Linked DNA regions of Homo sapiens: region 1 is linked to region 2. Evidence: chromatin loops called from intact Hi-C (ENCODE). Cell type or tissue: natural killer cell. All regions are shown on one strand. Each heading gives the region's core, and the rest is flanking DNA. Links, peaks and the distances in the headings are about the cores only.

What was found. Peaks named below come from ENCODE experiments on the same cell type or tissue, not always from the same donor. Only the 100,000 strongest peaks of a DNase experiment are listed, where the experiment ranks them.
Region 1: a loop joins it to region 2, with 2.7 times the contacts of the local background. A loop is called at or near these places in 2 of 110 quality-filtered maps.

The regions. Positions count from the first base shown.
Region 1 is chr10:119,130,530-119,133,436 of GRCh38, forward strand. DENND10 (DENN domain containing 10) reads left to right here. Exons shown (of 9, transcript NM_207009.4): 8 at 1,986-2,080. Among named protein-coding and RNA genes, the nearest start is that of DENND10, 28 kb to the left of the region's middle. In natural killer cell, for the core only: no CTCF peak of the experiment used is centred there; a DNase peak (open chromatin) is centred at 1,462; H3K4me3 peaks cover 751 bases; H3K27ac peaks cover 2,259 bases.
Region 2 is chr10:119,305,204-119,308,110 of GRCh38, forward strand. All of the region lies in intron 1 of GRK5 (G protein-coupled receptor kinase 5), which reads left to right. Among named protein-coding and RNA genes, the nearest start is that of GRK5-AS1, 33 kb to the right of the region's middle. RefSeq lists enhancers at 864-943, 1,354-1,453. In natural killer cell, for the core only: a CTCF peak has its summit at 1,600; DNase peaks (open chromatin) are centred at 1,078 and 1,588; H3K4me3 peaks cover 313 bases; H3K27ac peaks cover 1,886 bases.

The DNA of each region.
Region 1 (2,907 bases), core at 107-2,606, 170 kb before region 2:
TCAAGTGATCCACTGGCCTCAGCCTCTCAAAGTGCTGGGGTTACAGGCGTGAGCCATCATGTTCTAAAACAACACATATTTATCTCACAGTTTTGGCGGATCAGGAATGACTTATGTAGAGGTAGTTTGGCTCAGGAAGTTTCAGTCACGATATCCCAGAGCCACAGTCATCTGAAGGCTCCACTGGGGCTGGAACATCCGCTTTCAATGTGCATGGCTGTTGGCAGGAGGCCTCAGTTCCTTCTGCCATGGGCCTCTCCATAGGGTTGCTTGAGTGTTCTTACAATATGACAGCTGGCTCCCCAGGAGTGAGTGACCCGAGAGAGAAAAGGAAGTCACAGTGCGTTTTATAATCTTGCCTTGATAGTCACCATTACTTCCTCCATATGCTATTTGTTAGAAGCAAATCACTAAGTTTAGTCAACACTTGAGAGAGGAATGTCTCCACCTCTTGAAGAAAGGAGTATCAAAAAATATGTAGGCGTTTATCACTACACAGGGTTAAATGTGACTCCAGTATGGAAAATCTTTTTGAAGCATGTCTTAGTAAGCATAAGGGAATGAAGCTGTTCTTAGAGCTAATGATCAGGAAAGGGTGTACTAGTGTTAGAGTGGCATTCTTAGACATTCTAAATTGTTCCAAATTAGGCCGGCCATGGTGGCTCACGCCTGTAATCCCAGCACTTTGGGAGGCCAAGGCGGGTGGATCACGAGGTCAGGAGATCGGGACCAGCCTGGCTAACACGGTGAAACCCCGTCTCTACCAAAAATACAAAAAATTAGCCGGGCGTGGTGGCAGGCGCCTCTAGTCCCAGCTACTCGGGAGGCTGAGGCAGGAGAATCAGTTGAACCCGGGAGGCAGAGCTTGCAGTGAGCCGAGATCGCGCCACTGCACTCCAGCCTGGGTGACAAAGCAAGACTCTGTCTCAAATAAATAAATAAATAAATAAATTGTCCCAAATTACAGCTACATAAAGTAGAAAAGATTGGCTTAAATGCGTGTTGAGCACTACTCAGGTAGTGGTTTTAGATGGGATTACTGATTAACAGCTTTGTTTTGTCACTTATCTTTCTCCTAAAAGTGGGGGCAGCTGAATGCTGACTCATTGGGAATTGTTAGATTCGATTATGTGAGGTTTTATTGAAAAATTCAAATTAATAGAACCATAACTGGCTTTCCTTTAATTCGTTTTAAAATTGCAAACATAATGCATGCTCATGATGAAAAATTCAAACTATGGGGTCAGATCTTTACGAAATAACTGCCTTTTGCAAAGCGAAAGTGAAAGAAAACTGGCTGTGGCTAGGGCCACTTAAGCAGCTGAAGCATTAGGACCAGAAAGGGTGGCCATCTTCCTGCTGCCCTGTGTTGCTCTGTGTCTATAAAAATGGGCTCATCCTAATCCGCACCAGTTGAATGGAGTCTGTCTCTTGAAGTGACAAACAAGTTTCTGTTAACCTCCTCAGTGCAGACAGTAGCAATGTATGTAACCAGGCTAACTTAGGTGGTTTCCTTTGCTCATTTCTAAGAATCTAAACGAATTGAGCGCCCAGCTGGCTTCTGCAGAACTGACAGGAAGCTCCTCTTTCACAATATTCCCGCCAAAAAGATACATTTCTTAACTGTAAAGAGCTGGACTAGAACGTCAGACTCTTGGCTTATAGTCATGACTTAGTTGTAGTCAGAATTGTTCATTATGCTTTGTCTGGGAAGAAAAATAAAAATTTTGGTCAGGTGGGTGTGAAGGGGAAATCTGGTTTGGTGTGATGTGTTTTTATGTTTGCCCAGAAGTATAAATCACGATTATATTATGCCTTTCCTCCCAGCATGTTGTCATATTTGTGTCTAGTGATAAAATGGACATGTGGGAGGTTATCAGCTGCTTTTTGAAAATTCCCTCAGTGTGGTCTTCCAAGTTTTCAGATAGATGGCATGATTATTTTTTATGTCGATTTCTAAATATTCACCTTCTTGATCTCACCAGAGGCCATGGCAATGGGCAAACTGCACAAAGAAATGGGTCAGCTAATTGTTCAGTCTGCAGAAGATCCAGAGAAATCAGAGAGCCACGTTATACAGGTAACTCCCTCACCTTCTGACTTACTGAAAGTCCTGACCCGGTGTCGCTGGGTGGTGTGCGGCAGAGCTGTGCACATAAGCAGAGTGGGGGGCTGTGGTAGAGGCCAGCGGGCAGGTGCTTAGAGAGGGTTTACAGACGGCCACAGTGATGATGGACAAGCAGGTGCAGGCTGGCCTGATCTAGTTAGTTACTGGGCTCGAGGGCAGGTATACACAGGGGCTGGTGCTGACACCGACCGCTGGCAATGAGAAATGTAACTACCAAGTGGTCTGGAAGGCTTTTCTGGGCCAGCCAGTGCATTCTTTCTTCCTAGGAGAATTTCCCTGGAGGAACAAATTATAAAGGGGAGGTTGTTGCTGAGCATGGGGAACTAGATTGTCAAAATTTTGCTTTGCTTGTCTCCAGGACAACAGAAATCATGCAGTCAGACTCCTGTCCCACTTAGTGACTGTTGCCACATGCCGCAGAGCCAGCTCCTTGCTGGTGTCTACCTGGCATGCTGACCAGCGTCCATGTGGCCCAGTGGGCACCTGCTCTGCCCTTGCCAAACTGGGATGGCAAATGGGTTTTATTTCTTGTGCTTTCCACGTGGTGGCCTGCAGCCCGCCCAGCTCCTTGCATTTGGCCTGTTCCCAGCTCCTTGCTCCTCTCCTGAAGGATACACTTCCAGCGTTGCCTTATCTAGATGCCTGACTCATAACCTGGGGCTGGAGGGCCCAGAAGGACTGTCTCCCATCTGCACCTGTCCTACCTGGGGGTACGGGGGCACCTCTGATATGCAGGCTTTACTCATTCGGCCCAACCTGATGCCTTCTTCATTTATCCA
Region 2 (2,907 bases), core at 228-2,727:
CTCCAAGGCTGTGGGAACCCGTGGTCCCCTCCCTTGCCTTTCCTCTCTTCGCTGACAGAACAAGGGGCCGGCAGAGGACATGTCAGGTGTGTCTCAGAGACCTGGGGGAAGATGGGCTCAACATGACCTGCTTCTGGGGTGACACCTCTGCTCACTCACTTATTCAAGCATTCACTCGTTCACAGACATGTCAGAGGTCTGCTGTGTGCCAGGCACATGTCCTAGGCACTGATGAGCAAAATGGACGTGGTCTCTGTCCTCTTGGGTGGAAGCCCCATAAAGGCATAAGTGAAAATTTGCTGACAAATTTTGATAGCTGCTTTTTCAAAGCCAGACACTGACTGAGGAGTGGTGGGAGAGAGCTGTGTGGGTATGACTTGGATTGATTGATTGGGGATGATCAGGGAAGGACAAGACCCTAAGACCTGAGGACTTGGCCGGGTGAAGTAGGGGCAGCAATAAAGTGCCACTCCCCGGGAGACACGTGTAAGTGCCCAGAGCAACGTCATTTGAGAGGTAAAAACCTGGAAGACCTAACCTACGTGTCTCTCAACAGGAGAGTGGATGGAGGAATTATTTTGACAAAACCTGTGGGTATGCAGGTTTAAAGAAATTTTGTTCCCATTCTGTAAGCTTGAAATGTTTCATTGCAAAAAAGTGATTCTGGAAATGTGTATCTAGCAGAGGAAATGACATATGCAAAGGCCCTGAGGCAGAAAATAACTCCCAGTGAGGAAGCAGGTGACGGCCTGACCACTGTACTTCCGGTATCTCTGCTCTCAGCCACCCCTGAGACCATGGAAAGGCTCCGTGTTGAGCCCTTGGAAGGCCTCCCTGGGAGTCCTGGGTGTCAGCTGGAGGACTGTGTGATGGTGAGGGAGTTGAACCACTGGGGCAGTGCCCGCCTGGGCTGGATTTGGGGGAGGGGGGAGCCTTTTGGATGAGTCAGTCCTCTCTGGTTGGAAACAGCAGAGTCTAGTTGAGGCTCTGCCAAGGACCCGTGGTGATTCTTGTCGCCTTTTGTGGAGAAATTTGCCCGCTAACAGGCCATCTGTGTGAGGTGAGTCACTGTTTCCCCCGTTTTGTTGATTGCAGACACCTCTGTGTGAGTCTGTTCAGCCTGAACTGCACACACCGATAAACTTCAGTGCCTGGATGAGCAAGCTTCCTGTGTGCTTCAGCTTGGGGCGCATGTGCGCTTCTTCTAGGATTTTCTGAAACTTGGTCAGGGGCTCCTGGATCATGATTGCAGATTGAGAGCCACTGAGCCATTCCAGGTCCTGTTTTCTGATGTGAAATGGAAGCCCAGAGTGGGGATGTGTCCAAACCCACACTGAGATCACACAGCGAGGGAAGGAAGCCGGGGTCCTGGCTGACACTTGCGGGGCAGAGCACCTTCTCTTGGCCCCGAATATGGATTTTGGTGTCCCTAGTCAAGATTTGTTCTGCTGACTTCTCCTGGGGAAAGAGGTGTCACGTCTGCCTGAGCCCCTGAGCCTGGTGGGTGGGGTGTGAGGATCTGGCCGGGGCCGCTGCACCTGCAGGTGTTTCCTGCAGACATTCTGCTGGGGAGCACTTCCCCTCTTCTCCCTCCAGGTGACTCACTGGGTGCAGTGTCCTCTAGCGTCTACTGGGTGCAGGGCACTGGGGAGACATGGGGGATGCTTCTTTGGGCTCGTCTGTACTAGGTATGGTTATAGGGTACTGGGGGTTGCCTAAAAAAATGCTGTGTGACCTTGATGGCTCACTTTTTCTCCCTGGGCCTCTGTGTCTCCAGCCGTCAGTGAGGAGCAGGCGTGGGTGATCAGCAAGGTTCCTCTCAGCTCTGATGTCATTCATTCTGAGTTAGGTGGAGAGTAGGGGATAATTGCAGCCCTTATTCACTGAACTTTCTTAACTATGCTAAATGCTTTACGTGCATCAGCTCATTGATGCCTATATCTATGTGGTTACAGAGGAGCCAGTTGAAGCACAGAGAGGTTGAGTAAATTTCCTGGAGTCACACAGCTAGTAAATTACATACCTGGGTTTAAACCCAGGCAGTCTGGCCCTGGAGCATGCAGTCTTAATCACTGCATGATTAAGGCTGAATCATGGTCCCCTAAAGATGTCGTATCCGAATCCCTGCAACTTGTGAATATGTTACCTACCTGATAAAAGGGCCTTTTCAGATGTGATTAAGTTAAGGCTGTTGAGATGGAGAGGTTATCCAGGGATATCAGGTGGGCCTGATTAGAGGGAGAGTGGACTGTGCCTGTGAAAAGGAGTTCAGAGTGATGCAGCTTGAGAAAGACCTGACCAGCGACTGCTGGTTTTGAAGGTGGAGGAAGGGCCATGAATTGAGCCAAGGAATAGAGGTGGCCTGTAGATTCTCCCCTGGAGTCTCCAGAAGGCACACTGCCCTGCCGACACCTGGATTTAGCCCGGTGAATCTGATTCCAGACTTCTGACTTCTAGAACTGTAGGATAATACATTTGTGTCTATAGCACTCCATTTGTGCCGTTAATAACTTGTTACTGAAGCAAGAGGAAACTCATGCAGCCATGCTCTACTCTGGTCTCCTGGTGGCGAGCCCTCCTTTCTGCATACACACTGGATTTTGAATTCTGAGGGGTAACAACCTCATCTTGCCAACAGAGCCCTCCTTGGCCATTTCACAATTCAAGAAGCATTTTCTAGGAAGCCTTTTAAAGCCCCACTGCCTTGCCCCAGCTTGCTCTGTTGTGTCACAGGAATGAGGTGGGGAGAGGACAGAGGGAAAGGGTCATGGGGAACCTGGGGCCCCAGCCTATACCCTGCCTCTATGAGGCTCCATCTGAGCACCCACCTCTCCAGGCATCGTCCTTGGTCCCCTGGGAGTGGGCACCCATGGCGGGTCTGCACTGTATGCCCAGTGCGCCTTTGTA